3 separate regions of the Homo sapiens genome follow, and regions 1 and 2 are each linked to region 3. Evidence: chromatin loops called from intact Hi-C (ENCODE). Cell type or tissue: Calu3. All regions are shown on one strand.

Region 1 (8,000 bases), 240 kb before region 3:
TCTCAGCCTGGATTTCATTGTCCATGTCATTATCAGCATTTTGGTCAAAGCCATTCAACAAGTTTCTAGAGAGTTCCAAACTGCCCCACATTTTTCTGTCTTCCTCTGAGCCCTCCAAACTGTTCCAATCTCTGCCTGTTACTCAATTCCAAAGTTGCTTCCACATTTTCAGGTGTCTTTTCAGCAGTGCCCCAACTCTACTAGTACTAATTTACTGTATTAGTCCGTTTTCACTGATGAAGAAAACTGCTGATGAAAACATACCCGAGGCTGGGTAATTTGTACAGGAAAAAGGGTTTAATGAACTTACAGTTTCATGTGACTGGGGAGGCCTCACAATCATGATGGAAGGCAAAGGAGAGCAAGTCACATCTTACATGGATGGCAGTAGGAAAAAAAAAAAAGCTTGTTCAGGGAAACTCTTTCTTATAGAACCATTAGATCTCATGAGACTTATTCACTGTCATGAGAAGAGCAAGGGAAAGACCTGCCCCCCATGATTCAGTTACCTCCCACTGGGTCCCTCCCACAACATGTGGGAATTCAAGATGACATTTGGGTGGGGACACAGCCAAACCATATCAATGTATGAGATATACAGATATATATTAATATTATATATATATATATGTGTATGTATGTATGTATATGTATATATATGCAAATATACATATATAGTGTAATGTATTTTATTTTTTAGTCATATGCTCAACATCGTTTGAAGTGGACTTCTCCTCTTTTTTACTGTCACTCCACTCATTTAACAAATTGTTAGCAAGTGCTTTCTATTCTCTCAGCTCTGTGATGGGCTCAGGTAGATTTAATAATAGGTCACAATTTGTCCCAGTTCCCACAGAGTTTTCAGTCCACTGACAGGCAACAAGGAAATAAGGGCATTGCACAACACATTCTTTAATTACAGTTGTGGAAGTGCTAGGAAAAAAAGTAGGTGGCAATAACAGCAAATATCATGGGGGTTATGCACATACAAACACACCCACACACTTAGGTTTTCCTTATTATTCAGTGTCTGCAGGTCTTTTAGGGAAAAGGGAATCTCTTTGACCTAGACACTGGACAATGTTAGATTTGGCAGTTGATCAAGAATATCGTTAACTGCATGGGGTTGTCCTGAGTTCTGAAATATCCTTTGATGTTTACGGAGTAATTTTAAATGGTGATTTTTTCCCCCACATTTGATTTAAAACAAATAGTAGGCCAAGTGTGGTGGCTTACGCCTGTAATCCCAGCACTTTGGGAGGCTGAGGCAGGCGGATCATGAGGTCAGGAGTTCGAGACCAGCCTGGCTAACATGGTGAATCCCTATCTCTATTAAAAATACAAAAATTAGCCAGGTGTGGTGGCGCATACCTGTAATCCCAACTACTTGGGAGGCTGAGGCAGGAGAATTGCTTGAACCAGGGAGCTGGAGGTTGCAGTGAGCCAAGATCACGCCACTGCATTCTAGCCTGGGTGACAGAGCAAGACGCAGTCTTGGAAAAAAAAAAAAAGAAAAGAAATAGTAGCCAATAATACCACTTTTTGGTTTTAATAAGATTCTGTAAGACAAAGAAAATATCTTTGAGGAAAGTTTATACCTATACTAGCAGCATATATGCTGTTTCCTCAGCCTAGAAGAGGGCATTTGTCATCTGCTGTGGAATCAACCTCTTTACACTGTATTGTCAGAATAATGATTCAGAAAGGCAGACTGAATGTGTGTATTGTGTATTATATTATACATTCAGGGGGCACTATGGATGGGTGTGTTGCTTTTATTCTTTCTGGTTGGCACACTTTTTAGGCTTTCATGATTCATGATGGGGTCTCCTGAAACTGACCCCTCTTTCCTGGGTGTAGGGGGAAGGATTTTTGTTTGGGTAGGCTAACTTAGTACTGTTTGAACCTTTGAAACTATATAAAGATAGGAAAAATGTAATCTATCATGCCAAATACTTCCTTTTATGAACATTTTTACTCTGCTGAAGCCTCTGTGTATCCCATACAGATATGTCCCTTGCTGAGCACTGCAGTTCCAGCAGGGGCAGCTGAGAGAGGGCATGCCGGCACCTGTGTTTGTGGCCTTGTCCCAGAGCAGTGGCTCTTTCTTGTCAGCTGGCTGGCTTCCAGGCGCAATAAGAGAGCATGCTGATTTCCAAGTATAATGCTTTGCTGGGGCTGGAATCAAAGCTGTCAATAGTAAAGAGCTTTCTTTTTAGTCTTCTTATATATTCAGCGGGAATTCAGCAGTGAAAACATGACCAACAATAGGCAGAGGGCCTGTAACAGTCTTTAAAACTCATGCAGATGGTTTTCAAACCTTAATTGTCTAAAAATGGCATGCATTGTTGACTGAAATACTAGCTTGGGCTGCAAACTAGGTGTAATAACTTTCTTACCTATCTGCTGAATCTATTGTTTCCTCGCTCATCAGGAATTTAAAGAGTTTACATCTGAAAGACTTGGTTTGGGGAATTAGAGGGTTCCCTGATTTTGCTGAGAAATGTATTAATAATGTCTACTAGTTATGTATGAGTTATAACAATGAGGTAGTCCCATGAGATATAAAATGCAAAAAGTTTTAAAAATATGAAACCAGTGATATTTTATTGGTTGGGAATCTCTTGGTTGAAAGTGATAGCAAGCCATTTAATGTGGCCTAAAGCAAAAGATACATTTATTGAAAAGTTCAGGAATTGTAAAGTTCATCAGGAATGCTGGATCCAGGAGTCCAGATTACATAGTCAGGGGTTAGTCCATCTCCTCTCTATCTTCACTTTTTCTTTGTTCTCTGTTGTCTCATTGGTGGACATGTGATGACCCCCCAGCAGCCCAGGCTTGTACATCCTTATGGTAATCAAATGCTATAAATCGCCCTGAGTCACCTTAGGGTTCATTACAGTTGGGTTCATTACACTCACCCTACAGTAATCAAATGCTGTAAGCTTTCTCAGCTGCCCTAGAGTTCACTCTGATTCGATTAACCTAGGTAACATCATCAATCTTTGAACCAGCCACTGTGATCAAGCAGATGGAATATACTCATTCTCCAAGCATGGATCATATGACTACCCTTTAAAATGAAATGGGTATGAGGTTAGCTGATCAGCACAACCCAAACCACATGGACAGAAAATTCGGAATGGATTATTCCCCAAAGGAAAACCAGGTTGCCAGATAGAAAAATGGGCATTGGACAAAAATAGTCAATGTCCATTACTAATATCACAGAACATCCAAGGACCCTTGCAGAGCATCTGTCCCCATTCTTACTCTTGCCAACTCGTCTTGATCCACTATGCCTTCTTCTGGGGACTTGAATACACTGAGCTTCATCCCACCTAAAGTTCTCTTTCGTTGCATCAGGCAACTCTGTATTTCCTAACATGCCCTTCACTTTCATGCCTCTAAGCTCTTACTCTTGCTCTTCCCTTCACTTGTCCATCTTAGGTGTGGTTCTCTCCATCTTTCAAGAACCCACTCAGTTATTGTGTCTCTTCTCCCAACCTAAACAGACTTCGTTGCTCCCTCCTCTGTTTCTCATAGCTCAACTAGAATAGCTGTCCAGTTGTGCGCCAGTTAGGTGTTTATGTATTAGTTTTCCCAGCTAGTCTGCAAGCTCTTTGAGAGTCTGAGCTGTGTCTTTTGTGTCTTTATGTAAATGATTGGAAAAGTCATATCAAAATAATGCTCTAAGAAGTTTTCTTATAGAAGTAACAATTTTTAAAATTACCTTAATAAGCACTACTGGAGTAAGTGGGCTAAGTGCTTTATATATATATATATATATATATATATATATATATATATATATATATATATATATATATATATATATAGCTTCGCTTATGTCTTACAAAAATCCTATAAGGTAGGTACTATGTACTATTCTTCTGTTCTACAGATGAGAAAAACCGAGGCTCAAAGAAGTTATGCAACTTGCCTATGGTTACGCAGCTAATAAGTGCCCAAGCTGAAATCTGAATCCAGATTTGCTTGATTTTAAAGTCTGAGGTATTAGCCATTGTGCAAACCGTCTCTTAGCCAGTAACTGTGTTTGCAAATGGGTAGTTATTCAGATACCAATGGATGCACTGAAGACTTCTCTACTCTTCCCCACCCCATCCTATCCCCACCAGAAATAAATTCTGCTTTCTCAATATGAAATTTTCTAGACCATTAGCTTAAATCTACTGTGCCAGTTTTTTAAGAACCTTTATTCCTGACTTTGCAATTGACTGATTCCAAGTATGCTGATCCACTAAGGAGCACCCTGTCCCAAATGAAATGGAATAGTTCTTTCTATAATAAAAGTTCACACTAAAGTTGACAAGATATTCAAAATGCCTGCCCTTCATAGAGGCTATATTTGTTATGTAAGCAAGGCAGTCTGACTTGTAACCAGTAGGTGGCACTAGACTTTCCCCTCCCGGCTATGGCTGTAACTGGTTATGGAGTTGTTCTGTTACTAAGCGGCGGCTGAAAGGGACCCATGGAATGCAGTTGCATGGCTTCCTATCAGTGAAATCATTCTGGATAGAGCAGGGTTCTTCCCCCAGCTTGCACTCAGCCTTGTCCTAGGCGTAGAGCAGGGTCATATGGATTAAATACCGGTTCTTAGGTGCACAAAGAAAAATGCAACCAGTCCAAGCGTGGCAATCTCCTTAGGCCACCCTTCCAGCTGCTGGCTCTTTGGCACTGTGATTTGTCTAAAGCTGATGGTGGGGGAGGTGAACATACAGGTACATTGCAAATCATTAGGAGGAAAAGTACTTCATACTCAGAATCTGGACTGGAGTGGTAGGCTGTGCCAGGAAATGCTTTTCTCTGCACAGTTAGGGCAACTAAATGCCTTGATTAGGGACAATGTCTAGCCACTCAATCAACATTTCCTAAATCTCTTCTAGTAATTCAAATCATTCTGGAAGCTCAAAAGGATATGAAGATGGAAAAAGCATAGTTCCTGTATTCCAGGAGCTTACCATCTACTAATAATGAATCTAATATCCATTGATTCAGCCAGTACTGATTGGGCACCTATTGAGAAATGGGGAATAGAGTGTTAGATCACACTGCCTGGATAGAGCTTACAGCCTAGTGGAGAATATAGACATTAAGCAAGTAATAACACATTACTAGTATAATAAATACCATGGTAATAAAGTAACAAGACATCCTTGCTATGAGGACATATAGCAAGGAGGTCTGGAGGCGTGTGAGTCATACAAGGCCTTCTAGAAGAGATGATTATAAGGGGATATCCAAAGAGGAGCTGGAATTAAGTGGGCAGAATGGAGAAGGGAGAGGAGAAGAATGAGAATCATGTCAGGTAGAGGGAAGAGCATGTGATAACCCAGAGGCAGGGTGGAATGAGGTACTTTTAAAGAACTAAAAAAAAGTCTGTGAGGCTAGAGCTGGGTGAGCAATAAGAAAAGTTGTAGAAGATGGGGCTAAAAGGATTGATAGTCAGGACCAGATGATGCAGAGCCTTGTATACCATGTTGAGGAATTTAAAATGTATGCAAGAGCAATGAGGAAGCCCTGATAGATTTGAAAAAGATTGGTGTTATGACATCATATGTTCATTTATTTATCTAATAATATTTATTGCATGCCTACTCTGTGCCAGTGTATCAGGTGCTAGAAACTTTAATAGAGATGTAAATTATAATTTAAAATTTTAAAAAGTAATTGATTCAGAAAGATGGGAGGCAGGAAAGTTTTCTTAGAATGAAAAATGTATTCATGCAACAAAAAGTTTTGGGCACCCTGGCATATCTCAGGATCTGTTCTAGGCCCTGGAGATTCAATGGTGAATTATACCCAGTCCTCATCACAAGGAATATTTATTGTGTGCATTGAAATTCATGGCAGGAGGTATAGCATGTAGGAGATGAAAGGGAAAAATCAGTCAACTGAAAGATCTGCTCTGGCAGACACTGAGAGTGTGGCACGGTGGAAGCTAATAGTAACCAGGATCCAGCACATTAGTGTTTACACTTTCATGTTCATGATCCCAGTTTTCAAAAACCGACTGTGTCCCACTAAAAGGAACTAGGAATCCATGGAAGAATGACTAATTCCAGATCTGAGACAGGAAATGCATAAGATGAGCATTGGCCATCTTTTTATGCAGATAGCAAAGATGTAGTCAAAGATGAATGGAATTACATCAAAAGGACATCGAAACAGTTTGAAGGGTCACTCATTGACCAAAGATGGGACAATTTGAACATCAGAACAAATTAACTGAGGAACACCTCTGTGAATTTACAAAAATATACATGTTTATAATAATAGTTTTTTTAAAAAGATAGCCCTTAACCCCCCAAATTAAAAAAGACTCATTGGTCACATTGGAAGTAACCTCACTCTGAAAATTAAAGGGAAATAATTAAACATTTATTTTTTCTTTCTTGGATAAGCAGTATTTCAATATGACCAAGTAGCCCTAGTTGACGAAGAAAACTACTTCTTTATAGAGGAATTCCACCTAATAAATGTAAAGGGTTGAAGAAGTGACAGAATTAGAACATTATCATTTTGCAACTTATAATAAGAATCAATAATTTAGGCAAAGATTTTCAATGAATGAAGACATTTTTAAAAATGAATGGAGAATTTTTCCATGAAAGGTCAGGCTTTTACCATTTGAACCCACTGATTAATTTAAGTAATACTTATTCTAGTGAATAAACCAGAAATATTTACCACTTGAAGGAAGATAAAATACATGGCATCCCGTATGATGTAATTTTGGGAAGAAAGGTCAAACATGACTATAATGGAACCCTCAGAGAAAAAGTGTTGTTATTAACAAACATGAAGTTTACAGAAACAAATTAAAAGACAGTAGAATGAAAAAGTAAAATGATGAGGAAGGCACTGCTCTATATGAAAAGATTCTAGGAGACATAACCAAATGCAATGTGTAATCCTATTTGGATACTGTTTTGAACAAGCTTCCTATAAAATGAAATTTTTGTTACAATCAGGAAATGTGAATATAATGGATAATTAGACAAATCACAGAATTATTGTTAATTTGACTAGAGTTGATGATGGCATTGTGGTTATATATGAAAATGTCTGTATTTTATAGAAATGCATACTGAAGTATAGAGTGGTTAAATGACATGAGTTCTGAGATTTGCTTAAAAACACTTAGCCAAGAAAGGAAGGCATAATGTCTGATACTGGTGTGGCAAAATCTAGGAAACTGTTGAATCTGGGTGTAGTATATAGGTGTTCTCTGTACTATACATGTTTGAAATTATTCATAAAAAACCATGACTGTGGCATTGTGAGGTAAGTAAGGCAGAGTATGCTCCAAACACCCATGATTAGAAGTCTTACATCTGAAGCACGTGTATTGGTGTGAGGTCATGTAGCTAATAAGAAACAGGACTATGACTGGAACTCTAATTCCAAGTCTAGCACTCTTTCCATAACAGCTCTCACTTTGCTTTTCTAGAGTGCATTCACAAGTCACCCTCTTTGGCTCTTTGGCTCACGAGATGGCTCTAGCATTAGAAGAAGGCAGACAGCATTTTGTTCCTTACATTTTGCCCATTTCCCTAGAACTGGAAAAGAGGGCTGTGGTTTGTCAATAGGCTCCTGGAGGGAGGTGGTTTCCAACTGCTGAGTAGACGAATGACCAGGCACTAGTAAAAGGTGTGTTCACTGGCTAAAAGTTAGACCAAGCCCTGGCTTCTGGCCTTTCCTAAGCCACAGGCAAATCCCAGGCACATTGATCATCTGCAAGCATGTTTCTACCTGTTCTCATCTCTTCTCTTTGCAGCAGGTTATCCTTCCTCAAATATGAGAATATGAAATGCTTTAATGAGGGTATAAGAAATCGACCTGCTCACTTCCAAGCAAAACTGTGGGCAAAAGTTCACATTTAGATGGTGTCTATAATTCTCTTTTGCTGTGTACCTCTGAGAGGTTTTATTTGGATCAGCAAAGAGGTGGGAGTGCTAACACAAATGAAACATAAC
Region 2 (8,000 bases), 79 kb after region 3:
TTTGGAATGTTAAATAATTAGAAGTCATGGAATTTCATCAAAATGTGAGTGAACCTGAACCAAAGAATGGTGGAGAGACTGTTTTGTCAGCTCTGGGTTGGGTGACAAATTGGCAGCACACCCAGCGGTGCCTGAGGTGGCAGAGAGCTTTCATGCACACTTGCACTTTGAGTAAGGATCCTAGCACAATGCCGGATGCCCCGCCACATAAATTATGGCTCAGGCGAGAAACACAACAAAGCAATTTGCCTCTGTAACTAATTCCTCTTGTCTGTAGCGCTGAAGGAGCAATACTTTAGCAGCCAGTGAGTTGGATAATTGGAAATAAGGGCAACTCTCTGAGCAGGCTGAGGAAGGCTGGTTTTTATCAACCTTGGAGCTATTTTTTATAATCAGTGTCTATGTGCAAAAAATAAAATAAATAAATACAGAACAGGAAATAAACCTTCCTCACCCACCAGCACAGACATGTCCTTTTTTAAATACTACCTTGAAACTTTATTAAATAATAGTGAAACTCAACTTCTTGGCTTCAGAAGGAATCTTGGAAGCAGGTTATTAAACTAACACTTCTACAGAGTGAGCAAAATTTCACCAGAACCAATGTTCTTCCCACTACAGACAGAGAGGTGGCAAGGACAGAAATTTTCCATAAGGATTTTTGTCTTCTGATTGCTAAGCAGGACTTAAGTGCCTCTTTGCTTTTGAAGTCACTCTTGCTGACTGGAAATGCTCACAGGCCTGTGCATCCAGAGACCCAAAAGATCAGACACACACACACACACCCCTCTGCCAAACCCAGTACCCCCTTCCCACATCTATCCCACACTTTTGCAATATCAACCACCTCACACCTCAAACCGAGCCAACATCCAACCTGTGGTTTAGAAAGTATAATGGGGGCCGGGCACGGTGGCTCACATCTGTAACCCCAGCACTTTGGGAGGCCAAGGCGGGTGGATCACGAGGTCAGGAGATCAAGACCATCCTGGCCAACATGGTAAAACCCTGTCTCTACTAAAAACACAAAAATTAGCTGGGCGTGGTGGCGGGCGCCTGTAGTCCCAGCTACTCAGGAGGCTGAGACAGGAGAATCGCTTGAACCTGGAAGGCAGAGGTTGCAGTGAGCAGAGATCACACCACTGTACTCCAGCCTGGACAACAGAGTGAGACTCCGTCTCAAAAAAAAAAAAAAAAAAAAAAAAATACCCTGTGGGAGATAATTCAATCATGGGGGCAGTTTCCCCCATACTGTTCTCATGGTAGTAAGTCTCACAAGATCCGATGGTTTTATAAGGGGTTTCCCTTTCACTTGACTCTCATCTTCTCTCGTGTCTGCTGCCATGTAAGATGTGACTTTCACCTTCTGCTATGAGTGTGAGGCCTCCCTAGCCATATGGAACTGTGAGTTAATTAAACCTCTTTCCTTTATAAATTACCCAGTCTCAGGTATGTCTTTATTAGCAGTGTGAGAACAGACTAATAACACCAACTCAACAACTCATTTCTGATTTCTGTCCCCAAAGATTTTCAAGTCTAAGATTTCCCAGTCTTCCTTGGGCAAATGATGAAAGAAAAGCAATCTTGGAAGTAGGGTTCTTTTTCCTATTAGAGATTTTATAAACAACACAATGATTCAGGCATGACCTTCAATGCTGACTATACAGAGAGGGAAAGACGGAAAATGCTCCATTCACCAAATCTTTTTGGAGTGAACTCTGAATTTACTCTGGAGAAAATGCCTTGTGAAACTGCTGAGAATGAAGAGTAAGAGTCCAAAAGCAAGTTCAAGACACAAAAGTTGGGAACAACATACACTATTCTTGGGTGATAGTTGCACTAAAAGCTGAGACTTCACTACACAATATATCCATGAAACAAAAATGCACTTGCACCCCCTAAATCTATAAAAATAAAAATAAGTAGAAAATAAAAAAGACAGAAAGTTGATTAGGAAATCGCTCTGCATTAGAAAGAAATAAGAAATTTGTACTTCCTGGGGGAAAATCCTGAAGAGGGAGAGGGGAGTAGAGGAATTGAGACTGCTTGGCTCAAAGGAGGAGGGAAAAAAAAGAAAACTCTCAGATGACAGAGTAACTGTGCAGTGGGTTTGATACAGAAAAATGACTGTTGGGGAATTTTCCACATTGATGGCCACTTAATCCTAATATTAATCTTATAACATGGTTCCCTGCTCAGAAACATCCAGTAGCTTCCTATTGCTTCCGGGATTTAAATCTGTGGCCTCTGCCTGCTATCTGCAGCTTTTCCACTCCAGACTGGCTCCAACGGTACCCCCAGCTCCTTAACAAGTACCCCATGGAGGAGGAAACTGCAGCCTGGTGCCGTCAAGGCAGAGGGGTTCCAGCCCTGGTGCATATCCCCCTAACTTGTGAAACCTGTTGATACCACACCGTCCCCAATGACAAATAAGAGAGTTACACCAATGGATCTCTGAAGGCCCTTTCTTTGCCACACTGCAAGATCACAAGTGGCTTCTCTGGACCCCCTACTCCCACCAGCCCTAACTCTCCCATCTCCTTCCTTTCTTATCGCTACGTCCACACTTTGACTCACTCAAATTGCTTTTTCCTTGTTTGCCTCTCCCCTCTGTGAGACCTACTGAGTTGCAGCAGGAGTTGCATCAACTCAAATGCCCCAAATGCCACGGCACATAGGCATGGCCTTCTGAGAACTACTGTGCCCCCACCATCTGTCCTGTCACCCCCCACTCTGCCCACTGTTTGTAGCAATGCCAGCTCTTTTACGTGGGAACATCCTGCTTCTCATCCACATCATAAACCCTCTGAAGCCTGAAATATTTTTATAGGATTACTACTATTTTGGTATCACCAACAAACTCTTGGACAGTTCTGAACGCCAAATAAATACTGAATAAATAAACAAATCAGCAAAGTAAATTAGGGGGCCTTTCTCTTCCAGGCTCAGAGTTTTTGGCTCAGAACCGCATCCCTTTAACGGAGACCAGAAGTTTTCTGGAACTCCACCTGCTGGAGAAAAACTTTGTTGCTTTTTCACTGAGCCTGTTTATCCCAGATCTGGGGCAGCCTGAGGACTTGTACCAGCCTACAGCATGTATTTATATCCGTGCAGGCAAAGGGAGAGAACATACATTCATTTACCTACTATTGCATAGATAACATTACCAAAGGTCAACCCCCAATTCCCACCATAGCTTGTACCTAAGATGCCTTGCCTTTCGGGAGGGTCCCTGTACACAGTGGGTGGAGGTTTCTTCACTCTATTCCATGTCTTCATTTTGGGAGTCCATTTCCTGCCAGTAGAATGCAAGCTCCTTGGGAAAAGCTTGGTCTGTCTGCCTCGCTCACCACTGTGTCTCCAGCACCAACATGAGTTCCTGGGTAATGGATGTGTGAGGTGAAGAAGTGAATCAAGTAATGAACATATATGAGCACTCTGAGAACCCTGGAGGGTGCCCACAGCCTTCTCATCGACAGCTGAAGACCTTGTCACATGGTGGCTTCCATGGGGTCTTCCTTGGGGAGCAGAGTCAGAGACAGAAGTCCAGCACCAAGTGAGGCTCAAATTTAGCCTTCCATTTCATCATTAGCAAAATGCCACTAATAATTCTGACCTCATAGGAGGAGGAAGATGAAGGAGGCTGCTTCAGGCATGGCCCACACCAAGCTGCAGCCATATCAGCTCCAAACCCCAGACATTCAGTACATTCAAAAAGATGCCAGGTGACCTTGCAGCTCCCCTGAAGGCTCAAGTGGGGTCTCAGGAGACCCCCATGTATGTGGATGAGACATTGCTTCCCTCAGATCTGGAAGGGGGCCTTCCAGGCCCATCACAGCCCCTTTACCTAGAAGAATGCACAGTCCTTTGGTTGTAAATAGGACATGCCCTGCCAGACCCTGATTCTGGATGGCCAATCCAGTGGTGGAGATTTTTCACGTAAGACACTCATTCGTACCTGCCCCTCCTCTTCCCTGCAACACAATATATAGGGGTTGGCTGACCACAGTGAGCAGGCAACGTGTGACCTTGTTTCAGGCCAAAACTAACCAACGCCCATGCAATCAAACCTACGACTGTGGCTCAGGTCTAAGCCTATGACTCAGGGCACAGAAGGTACAGGCACCCCTGAAGGAGCTAAGAGAATCTGGGTAATGAAGCACAGTGGATACTAGCATGGATGAAGGAGCCAGAGTGCCTGAGTTTGAAACCCACCTCCACCACTGCTACATGCATGGCCTTAGGCAAGTGAGTTAGCCTTCCTGTATTAGTTTTCTCATCTGCAAAGCCCTCAGTTTCCTCAACATTAGTCCAGATCATGCACACTCAAAGCGAAGGGTAAATTATCTGCAGAGTCAGTGAGACTAGGCACTACAATGGTTGTCATGATAATTAAATAATACTTACCATGCTTGTCTCAGTTATCAATCATTGCATAATAAACTACCCCAAAAACCAGTGGCTTAAAGCCACAGTCATTTACTTCCTCATGATTTTGGAATCTGGGCAGGGCTCAGCATGGGCAGTTTGTCTTTTCTCTGTGTGGTGTCTATTTGGTTCTCTACTGGGCTAGAGAACCAAAGATGGTTTCACCCATAAGCTGGGAGAGGCTGGAATGGCTTGGGGCTGACTGGCTGAGTTTCTCTCCTTCTTCATAGTCTCTCACCCTCCCGAGTAGTCCTTTACATGGCTTCCAAGAAAGTAAACCCAAAAGCTGCAGGGTCTCTTAAGGACTAGACTGGAAACAGGCACAGCATCAAGTCCTCTGCATTCTTTTGGTCAAAGCAAATCACAGTGGCAACCCAGGTTCAAAGGGTGAGAAAACAGACTCCACCCCTTGGTAAGAGTAGTGGCTTATGCATCTAAGGAAGGCTGGAAGTGTTGGACAGTGCATTTGCAGACAGGACACCAGAGCACTATGCAGTCATTTGCAAAAGGAAAACCTCAAATCTAATCACCCAGGTGGGGCAGAAAAGCCATAATGCTCTTGACCTGAACTACCTCAAGTGACTACAGACTAAACATAAAACACAAAGCTACAGCCAGGTAAAGTGCAAATCCCTGGACCACTGCTTACTAGCCTGTCATGTTGAGCAGCAGGTCGTCTTATACTTAAAATACCCCAGTGTCCTCCTGCTCTCATGTAGGGGGAAATCTCACACCAGCAGTCAGCACATAGTGGATGCCTTGCTATTTGTAGATACTCAGTTAACATTTCTGAAACGAATAAATTCTAATTTAATTGAACAAAGGACTTAAATTTGTGAGTGAAACAACTGGTCCTTCTCCAGGGCTAATAATCTATTCCCAGAACAAGTTATACCAAGGACTCTAGAGGCTAACACTAAACACCTTTGAGTCCTGAGGTCCCTTTACCAACTGGGTAGCCTTGAGCAAGGAATCTTGTACATAGTAGATGCTCAACAAATGCTTGTGCAATTCATGTATTTTTTTTAATTTTATTATACTTTAGGTTTTAGGGTACATGTGCACAATGTGCAGGTTAGTTACATATGTACACATGTGCCATGCTGGTGTGCTGCACCCATTAACTCGTCATTTAGCATTAGGTATATGTCCTAATGCTATCCCTCCCCCCTCCCCCCACCCCACAACAGTCCCCAGAGTGTGATGTTCCCCTTCCTGTGTCCATGTGTTCTCTTTGTTCAGTTCCCACCTATGAGTGAGAACATGCGGTGTTTGGTTTTTTGTCCTTGCGATAGTTTACTGAGAATGATATTTCCAATTTCATCCATGTCCCTACAAAGGACATGAACTCATCATTTTTTATGGCTGCATAGTATTCCATGGCGTATATGTGCCACATTTTCTTAATCCAGTCTATCATTTTTGGACATTTGGGTTGGTTCCAAGTCTTTGCTATTGTGGCAATTCATGAATTCTAAAAGGTGCATGAAACAGTTGAATGAATGAATTGATAAATGAATAAAAAATGATCTCATGAACACCCACCCCACACTGGTGAACTACTCACCCCCTAACGATCCCTTCGTGTTGGGAACACCATTTGGTGGAAATTTTTCCTACTCCTCTCCTGCTTCTTGTCTAAGATGGCAGACACTGTCAGCTCCACTACAGAAGGGCAGTTTTTACTTCCTTGCTGGTATAGGACATGCCCTAACTTACACTTCATTTTTGAGTATGCAAGTCCTGGCCCAGCATCCAGAAAAGCCTGAGTTCTACTTGGGGACTTTCTAGGCCTTTTTGGCTGCAGTTAGGCTGAGCATCTGTTCTGCTTCCACCCAGCTGAGCACCCCTCCCTTTGAGCTGCCTCCTCCAGCAGCAGAAACATCAACAGAATCACCAGCTAAGCAAATCTCCTAACATTCAACTTAATTGTTAGTTGCCTGAGCAATGTTCCGTAACGTGGGGCAACACTTGCCTAATATCATTACGTCTAATGCTGCACTATGAGGACTTCTACTCATAAGTCTTAGCAACTACTATTATTATGTTTACAGTGTATCAAAAGTTAATATTATCTTCTTTAATCCTCCCAATAACTCCATGAAAGAGGCAAAATTATAATCCCAAATTTACCGATGAGGTCCCGAAGCTCACAGAGATTAGCTCACTTTCCCAAGTCCCACAGCTTCTAACTAGCCAAGCTGAGATTTTATCCCAGGTAGTCCGACCTGAAGGCTGCCTTGTCCTGTCACAGTCACGACCACACTGTTCCCATTTCTTTGTCTGTCTTTCCCATGAGATCAGCAATTCCTTGAGGGCTGGGACTGGCTCCTACTCATCCCCGACCTCTGTGTTCAACAGGAAGCTTGGATCCTGGCACAGAGATGGTGTCTAGTGGATGATGTGAACTGAATGCACGAGAGCTGTGTGACCTGACACATGGGACCATTCATCCAGCGGCATGACCAGATGACAGCACATCCAATTCATCGGTCAGGCCTCATTGCTCTGGTGGAAAATGCATTTTAAATCCCAGCCCAGGGACATAATTACCCTTTAGCATGGGAAGATATTCAATTTGTTACTCCTGGCCAGCACAGAAATCGGGTTGAGTTGGGTGGAAATACAAGACAGATTAGATTCCTCAAAACTGCCTTTATGTTTTTAAGGCTCTCTCCCTCCTCTCTTTCTCTCTCTCTCTCTCCCCCCCTCTTGTTTCACAGTATACAGGTGCCAAGTAACTTCAGCTTGCCACTCTTGGGTAAATGGTGACTGCTTTAATTTATACCTGCTGGGAAGCCCTCACCTAAGGAAAGCCTCCTCATCTTGCCTCATCCCCCTCCTTACCCTGTTCAAGTGCACAACCTAAACAAGGCTGGGAGGAACCCCAGGGCAGTTGCCCCTGGGCCTTTTCTTAATGAAGCTCATCTGCCTAGAAGATGGCAGCATGTGGATGGATCCATAGGAGAGGGTCTGAGTTGGGTAAAGAGCATGTCAGTTGAGTCCTGCAATGTGCCAGGTCATGCTCTGGAGACATCCACACATATTTCATTTAAGCAACAGGTCAGGCTATTATGAGCACTCTTTTTTCTTTTTTTTTTGCAGGTGTGAAAGGTGAGGCCAGCGGCTCCCAAATCCTAAGAAGCTGGCATTTAAACTTGAATGAACTAGCTCACATCACAGCCTCTTTACTCCTCACCTTGGAGAATGTGGGACTAAAAGGAGGTCATTTCTGAGAATGTGGAAATAAGACAGAACTAGGCCAAAGTCATGAAGAATCTAACAAGTTAGTCACCTTGAGAAATGGATTTTATTTCTGCCACAACTGGTCCAGATGGAGAAAGAAGGAATTGTTTCAACGTGGAAAATCTCCCAGAAAGACTCAAAGTATAACTCGTGAACCACCCAGGGAGCTAGATAAAATACAGATTCCAGGGTCCCACTCCAGATCAACTGAATCACAATCACAAAGGGCCTGGAAGTCTGCATGGTTAACAAGTTTTTCCCACCCCTGAGGATTTTGATGTACCCTCAAGTTTGAGAACCTCTCAAGTTTCGAGGTACTCTCAAGT
Region 3 (8,000 bases):
AATGTCCATACTACCCAGAGAGATGTACAGATTCAATGCAATCTCAATCAAAATTCCAATGGCAATTTTCACACAAACAGAAAGAAGAATCATAAAATTCACATGAAACCAAAAAAGACCCCTAATAGCCAAGGCAATCTTGAGAAAGGACAAAATTGGAGGCATTACGCTTCCTGATTTTAAACTATATTACAAAGCTATATATATTTTAAAAAATAAAAAAGTCTAGTATCGGCATGAAAACAGACACATAGACCAACGGAATGGAATAAATCCCAGAAATACAATTGATTTTTACATATTGGTCTTGTATCCTCAATTTTTAAAGTCGGGTTTTATATTTAGCAGCTTTCCTGAACCTTTGGGACTATTTAGCTTTTATCTAAGATATTTTCTCAGTAATATTGAAATAAAAAATAGAGCTAGTTCCCCAGTTACAAAGGCACACTCGCAAAGAGACAAGGTGACTAGCTATGCAAGGAGATTAAAATGGCAAATGAGGCACTTCTTTGTGTGGAATTGTCTACGTATATGTGTACAGGAGCACTCTATCTCTAAGCTTTTAACACAGACCTTGCAGACTGCACCCCAAAGCCACACGGAACTGAGGTCTTGAAAGTCTTCCAAGGACAGATGGGACCACAATGCTTGGTGTCTATTGATTGTTCAAGGCTTCCTGATCCTCAGACAAGGAAGCCACAGAATATTGAAGACTATCTCAAGATGGTCTATAATATGTAGCTATTTAGGAAATACAATTATCATATTCATCCATAAATTTAGATCAGCAAGTAACAGCAAAAACTGATAACAATATTTTAAGAAATATTTTTCTGTTGTTTTTCTTCCCCCTATTTGTCTCCCTTATTTCTTCTAAGATCATTGAAAAGGTTTCAGGTCAATTAAAATAAAATTTTAATTACTCATTTGTGTGTGGGGTGGGGTGGGTGTGTGGGCATGGGTAGGGCTGTAAGGTGCCAGTTATCTAAGAATAAAGTGGCCAATCTTAGATTTTGAGAAAATTCATTTAGCACACATTTAACATGTTTCAAAGTATTTGAATCCTAAGTTTGACATCACTTTTCATTTTGAGACAAACTCCTCTACCTCCTTAAAAATGAGATTGGGGCGGGCACAGTGGCTCACACCTGTAATCCTAGTACTTTGGGAGGCCTAAGTGGGTGGATTGCCTGAGCACCGGAGTTTGAGACCAGCCTGAGCAACACGATGAAACCCCATCTCTTCTAAAAATACAAAAAATTAACAGGTTGTGGTGATGGGCACCTGTAATCCCAGCTATCTGGGAGGCTGAGGCAGGAGAATTGTTTGAACCCAGGAGGCAGAGGTTGCAGTGAGCCGAGATCCCGCCACTGCACTCCACCCTGGGCGACAGAGTAAGACTCCATCAAAAAAAAAAAGAAAGAAAAAAAGAAAAGAGGCTGAATCACAACCATAGGCAAACTTTTGATTTAGTCAGTAAGGGCTCATAAATATTTGTTAGAATAATGATGTACAGGGCACTGTACTTGATTCAGAATGCTAATTAGGGCTCCATTATAGTACTCTAATAATGCAGGTGTGTGTGTGTGTGTGTGTGTGTGTGTGTTTATGCCTACTTCTGTATTCATAGCTTTCTCCTTTGTTACTCTCATTCTCTTTCTTTTATTCCTGATCCTAATTACTCTCTGAATCTTTTCTTTCATTTGTATCTTTTAATCTCAATGGCTTGGGCAACTGGTTAACCACTTAGTACTGTGTACTACAACAGTCAAGAAGACCAGGAGACAGATAATTAGATACTTGAGGAAAAATTATTCCTGTGTTCCATCTGGGTGCTTCCTAAACTTTAATGTGCACTGAAGTCGCTTTAAGTTCTTGTAAAATGCAGATTCTGATTTAGCTGGTCTCAGAAGGGACCGAAGATTCTGCATTTCTGACAAGCCCCTGGTCATGCTAATGCTGCTGATTTACAGACTACACTTTAAGTAGAAGGTTAGACTGTTGGGGATTAGCACAAATTTGGCTGTTAGTTTTAAAGGGCATTATTGTTAAATTTTATTATGTATATTTATCCCAATGCCACTCACACATGGCACACTTTGAAAAGTGTTGACTTCTAGAGAGTAGGGGGGATTAGAATGATCTAATGTTGATCCTTCGACTTTGCAAAATGTTGACTCAAGCACCATTTAAAAATCAATTACATGATTCAGGTGATGGTTACACGAAAAGCCCAGACTTCGTCACTACACAGCATATCCATATAATACAATCATACTTGTACTCCTTAAATTTACATAAATTTTAAAAAGAAAGATAAAAAGAAAGAGTTTGGGTGTTTTCTTTTGAGATCCATGAAATATGACAGAGTTTAGGGAGGATTACATAAAATAAAATTTATGGGAGTGCTTGATAGTATCTGGCATGCCACAGATACTCAGTGACCATCATTTGCAGTTCATCTTTTGTTTCCTTGATTGGTTCTGCATACTTTATGCCTATCTTATGCTATTCTATCATTTTTAAATACTTGCATGACTGTATTTTTTAATCCATGTGTTTATGATCTATGTGCCTTACTGAATTACCACTTCCTTGAGGGCACAAATATGACATATATATTGGGTGTTTCCTCTTATTGTAGAATGTGGTATCTTGCATCTGTGGTCACTTATCTGAACTCAACTGATTAGAGAAGTGCTAATAAAAAATGTCTATCCATCCATCTCTCCCACAAGCCTGCCTGAACTTCCTTCATTACCAGTTAGTTCCTTGAGTTAAGCCAGACCTCAGAGCAAACATGAAAGTATCCACCGATAGAGAGGGAACACTGATTTATTCTCAGTCTTTCCTACCCAATGAAGGAGTCTTTGGTCTGTAGTCACCGAGTTCTTCCTCATGATGAGATCAATCAGTTAAAGCAGGGAAGGAGGCCAAAGTCTAGATTAAGGTGTAAAGGGAGAGTTGGACACCTGAGAGCTAACTTAAAAGAGGAGATTAATCCAGTACCCTATAGTCTGCCTAGGACAGCATAGAGTCCTGAGAGACATGGGGTAATGGGTGGGTGGTAGAGGCAGGAGGAAGGGGAGGGGAAGTACTAGGAAGCCACTGTATTGCAGATACCCTTCCATTTGCCCACTCACCTTTCAGCCACTTGGTGGCACTGACCTCTCACACAGGCTTTTAAGAAACAGCAGCATATCACACACTGGAGCATGCAGTGTGTTCTGGTGCCTCCTACCAGCCAGAGGGGCGCCTGCAGAGAGATTGGCAGTTTCCATCCTGTCACCACAGGGAAAGGGTATTTCTTGGGTCTCTCGTTCCCTCTGTGGTCAGTGCTCACGCCAGCATGATCCTCTCCTTATCTTCTCTGAGCTCAGGAGCCAGTACTAGAGGAAAAACATGGTGGGGGCTGTATTCTAGCTGAACAAAGGTAAACTGTGGTATTTTCCAGAAAACTCAATTAGCGCTTTCAGGACTCTGGGCACCACCTGGGACCCATAAACAGCATTCACCCACTCCATGGCCTGGCTATATCCTCAGCCTCCTCCTCGGAGCATCCGTGAAGAATGACATTGAGCAGAAAGGATGAGGTCTTCATTTAGGCTATTGCAAAGGCCAGATTTCTATGAAGAGGAAAGGCACATCCTTCTATATCCAAAAGCGAACCTCTCTCTAGAGGCTTCGCCTACTCATATCATAGAGCAGGCTGGCCAATGCCAGGCTTTGAATCCACACCATGGCCCTATTGACCCCTGCTGTGACTCCATCCACAGCCCAGAGAAAGGTCAGTGCTCATCGCAGAGGACAGTAGGCAGTGGGGGTATCGCAGGAAGAGCTCACTGCTGGGCATGCAATATAATCCAATTTTCTATTGTTTATTATATTTACATGTATAAAAGATCTTTGTTTAATATTAATGCTGTGAAAGACACCTGCTTGCTGCTAGGGGATACAATGCTAAATAAACATAGTTTTTGCTCATATTCCAAGCATGGAGGCTTTAGGAAGATGAATAAATACAATTTAATGACCATTTTCTAGGCACTGTATTATATAAACTTTTTATATTTTTTATATATATTTGTGGGTGCACATATATGTGTATATATATACATATGCATACATATATACTTATAGATTTATAAAACTATCTTTTTAAAATATATATACATCATTTCTATATACAAAGGTATGAAATATCTTTATATATACCATTTATCACAGAATATATTTATGTATGTATGTGTGTATATATCTCTCTCTCTATATATATGTATTTTGGAAATGACAATTTCTTTTTCTAATAATAAAAGCAATAGAGGAGTGGTTAAGAGCACATGAATTTAAAGTCAGAATGCCTTTTACCTTGAACAAGTTACTTATCCTTCCTTAAGCCTGTTTTCCCATCTGGAAAATAAAGAAAGAGATAGAAAATAATGTGAAGATTGAGTGAGGTGAAGCATAATCCAAAAGCACATGTTTGATAAATAAAAGTTAACAATTATTATCCTCATGTGTATTGTTTAAAAAAAAAGAGTCAAGCAATTTTCAAAAGGCACAGAGAAGGAAATAACAGTGTCCTGTAAACCCATAATTCAGAAGTAGAACAGTTAATACCTTACTAAATACAAGCATGAGTTAAAAAAAAATCATGTTTTTTTTAAATGCATTTTGCTTTCCCCAACACACAATTATGTACTCTGATTTTACAGAAAGGATATAATATTCTAGTGACTTACATATCCTATTTTTCCTCAATATGGAGTGGGCATGGTTATAATTCAACATAGAGAATCCTACTCTCTTTTTAACAGCTTCACAGTGTTTTAGTCTGCAAATCATCAAGGTGTCTCCACCACTCATTTTAATTCTTTTTCTAATGGAATTGGCACATCTAGAAAAAACACCACCAGATAATGTTTATGACAATGAACATTCTTTTCATGTTTCTGATCTTAACGGGAATTTTAACACTGAGCTTGAGGCTAGCCATGGATTTTAAATGTATGTCTTATAATGCTATGAGCATATTCATTTATTGATACTTGATTGAAAGTTTTTGTATCAAGAATGGATGTTAATTTTTATCAAATGCTTTTCAGCATATATCAAGTTGTATTATGTTTTTTCTTTTGCTGTTAGTAAATTGAATTATAACCATTGATTTCCTAATATTAAACAATTAATGAAGTCATAGAAAGAACGCTTCCTCGTCATGGTGATTTTTCCCTTAACGTACTGCTGGGTTCTGTTTGCTGATGATTATAGATGTCCAAATCCCAAATAAAATAGCTATAATACATATGATAGTTTTATGTGCTCTTTGGACTTATGTTAGTGCTAATGCTATATTTTAATAAAAGTAATTAGAAGTACTTTATTCTATTTTTATGCTTAAAATTCTAGGTAGATTTGTTTCCTAAAGGTTGAAAGTATTTGCAAGGAAAATAATCCTTTACAAATTTCACAACATTTAACACTAGATTCCATAGTATTTTAGTTTCTACCTGTCCTAGAGTCTTTTTTGGTCATTTATTTATTTTCCCATCTGGGAGTAAAATTGTCACAAAACCCTGAGGCTCTTCAGCTATCTTGTGAAGTCAGCATTTTTTCCTCCACATAGCCACCTTTGTGTGATAGTGTTCCTCACTTGCTGTGAAAATGGCTTTTCCCCCCCTCCTACTATTTTCTGTAATCTTCACGTTAAGGATTCATTCCTCCTACAACATCAGAATAAAATCACATGGCTGTTGAGAAGCTAGATCAAAACCACACAAAGTATAGTGATAGTTGACCTTGAGTTTTGTTCTCCATTCCTAACAGTGCTGTTTTCACATTGCAGGAAAATTGGGCATTGCTTGCCATCCCTGGCCTTCCCAGCCCTCCAGCCCTCAATCCTTAACAAAGGAAACCAATTTTATATCATTAAATATCTACTTTATGAGGACATAGCTACAAACTCCATTTTATAGAGGAAAGTGAACATGGGCACATTTCTTCACCAAGATGAGCTCACACAGGTGCAGATTCAGCATTTAAATCAAGACTGCCTCCAAAGCTCATGGTCCCTCCACTGCTATCACTAGCATATTTGGGATCTGGGCTCCAGTGGTCCTTGAAGCCCTGTTGTACTTTCTGTCTCCCATAGGGTTTGGGGTCACATGGAAATAATAGAGTTAGAATTCTGTCACTTGCAACTTAAAAGTGCCCAATTAATAGAGGTGCTAATGTGTATTTATGCATCCCTACCTGATTGTAAACCCATTCAATGGTGCTCTGTGCTCCGTCCTTCAAATCTTTCTAGTGCGGAGACTCCAATGGAGTAGAAGCTCAAACTTCATAAACAATAACAAAGAAAATCAAGTTCCAAGTAAGTCAGTAATCATTAGATTGATTCTGTCTCTAGGTTCTAACTATAAACCATAGGAAAACTAACTTAAAATGTGTAAGATAAACATTAATAAGCGTGATATGTAACTAGAGAAAAATGGCAAGCCAGAAGGGATAAATTTCAGCATCCTACACAGATATTATGTGGTCAATCCTGGCTAATCTGGTTATCTCTTTGGATTTTAATTTCCACAGCCATAATGTAAATCACCGAGCTCAAACAGGATAAAATGTGTGTGAATCCTTGAGGATTAAGTGCTGGCTGCAACCAAATATTAATAAAACTTTTTTAGAGACAAATAGATCCCAAATCTCAGATTCCCCTGATGACAAGAATATGATTACAAACCTATTATCTCAATTTCATGGATAATGAACCTGACCTTGGGCAAGTTTCTTCGCAAAATTAGTTTAGACAAATCATATTGAACAATTCCTGAATTCCTTGGTATAAGAGAAGCTAAAACCTCCAGAAACGCCCCTCACTTCCTCTTTTTTCACTTGTTTGGCTTGGTCTAGATGTCACTTTATGATGTGGAAAATCAGTGCTAACGGAGCAGTGAGGTATTTGTCTAAGGTTTTCTTTCCAGGGTTTAGGTGTTTTCATGTTTAGAGATGTTTGCCTTATCTTTGGAAGGGAAGTATTTGTCATCCAGGAGCATACTGCATTTTTTGCAGTTCTTATACTGCTGATGTTGCTAAACACTGTCATTTCCTTTAATTATATTATTCATAAGAACAGTAATTGTTCTTAAAATGGCAAAACATTGTATGTTCCCCAACACAATAACAGTTGCTCTACTGAAATGTGCCCACTTTCAAAGAATGGAAGGAGACCCACCCCCAGCTACCTAACAATCACTTGAAGGATATTTACTACCATGAGCTCACTGTTAACTAAAAATGCTCCAAACAAACCATATAACAGTTACTTACTGGATTTACTCACTTAAAACTATAAAATCCACTTAAAAATTGAACAACTATTTCTACTTCTTCCTATCTTCAGATACTTGAGAACTTCAGAACTTGAGACAGCTGAGTTCCAACCATCACCTGATGTGCTGGAACAAATTAATTATGCAGCAAAGATTTTTGCTCTATCAGGGCTTTCTACAATCCTGAGATATAAATGTTGTCTATAACCATATCAAAGGAAAAGATGAGATGTTGAGCTCAGCTTTATTTTGCCAATGTAGACAATGGAAAGAAAAAAAAAACAAAAAACAAAAAACACCTTTTCTTGAAAATCAATGAGTCTCCAGGGGCTAGCACTGTACTTGATGTGCCAAGAAAAACAAAGAGACAAAGAGAACATTTGCTGGTGAAATCACGTAGGATGTCTTTGCCTTTAGGAAAAGAAAAGGAAAAGAAAAAAAAGAAAAACAAAACAAAAAAAAACCTTACGAACATAGCTCTCAAACTCTAAAAGAAGTTGAAATGTGAGTCTAGCCAATTAGTGGGAATTTCTGGGTATAAGATATTCTCCATATTCCTGCCTCTGCTCCCGCTGTTCATCTAGATGCCCTCTCCATCACCTGGGTGATGGAAAACCTGTCTGTCCTCCCGTGATCTCTGGTCTTCCTCCAGGAAGAGCCCAGTGATGG

The links. Hi-C counts contacts between places; a loop is a spot of excess contacts. Peaks named below come from ENCODE experiments on the same cell type or tissue, not always from the same donor. Only the 100,000 strongest peaks of a DNase experiment are listed, where the experiment ranks them.
Region 1: it touches region 3 in a loop (3-fold over the local background); 2 of 110 quality-filtered maps call a loop at or near these places.
Region 2: it touches region 3 in a loop (9-fold over the local background); 3 of 110 quality-filtered maps call a loop at or near these places.

Annotation. Positions count from the first base shown.
Region 1 is chr10:111,595,072-111,603,071 of GRCh38, reverse strand. No RefSeq gene overlaps it. Among named protein-coding and RNA genes, the nearest start is that of HEAT2, 480 kb to the right of the region's middle. In Calu3, no CTCF peak of the experiment used is centred here; a DNase peak (open chromatin) is centred at 4,411.
Region 2 is chr10:111,276,724-111,284,723 of GRCh38, reverse strand. No RefSeq gene overlaps it. Among named protein-coding and RNA genes, the nearest start is that of HEAT2, 170 kb to the right of the region's middle. In Calu3, no CTCF peak of the experiment used is centred here; a DNase peak (open chromatin) is centred at 3,013.
Region 3 is chr10:111,355,661-111,363,660 of GRCh38, reverse strand. No RefSeq gene overlaps it. Among named protein-coding and RNA genes, the nearest start is that of HEAT2, 250 kb to the right of the region's middle. In Calu3, a CTCF peak has its summit at 3,154 (motif pointing right); a DNase peak (open chromatin) is centred at 3,250.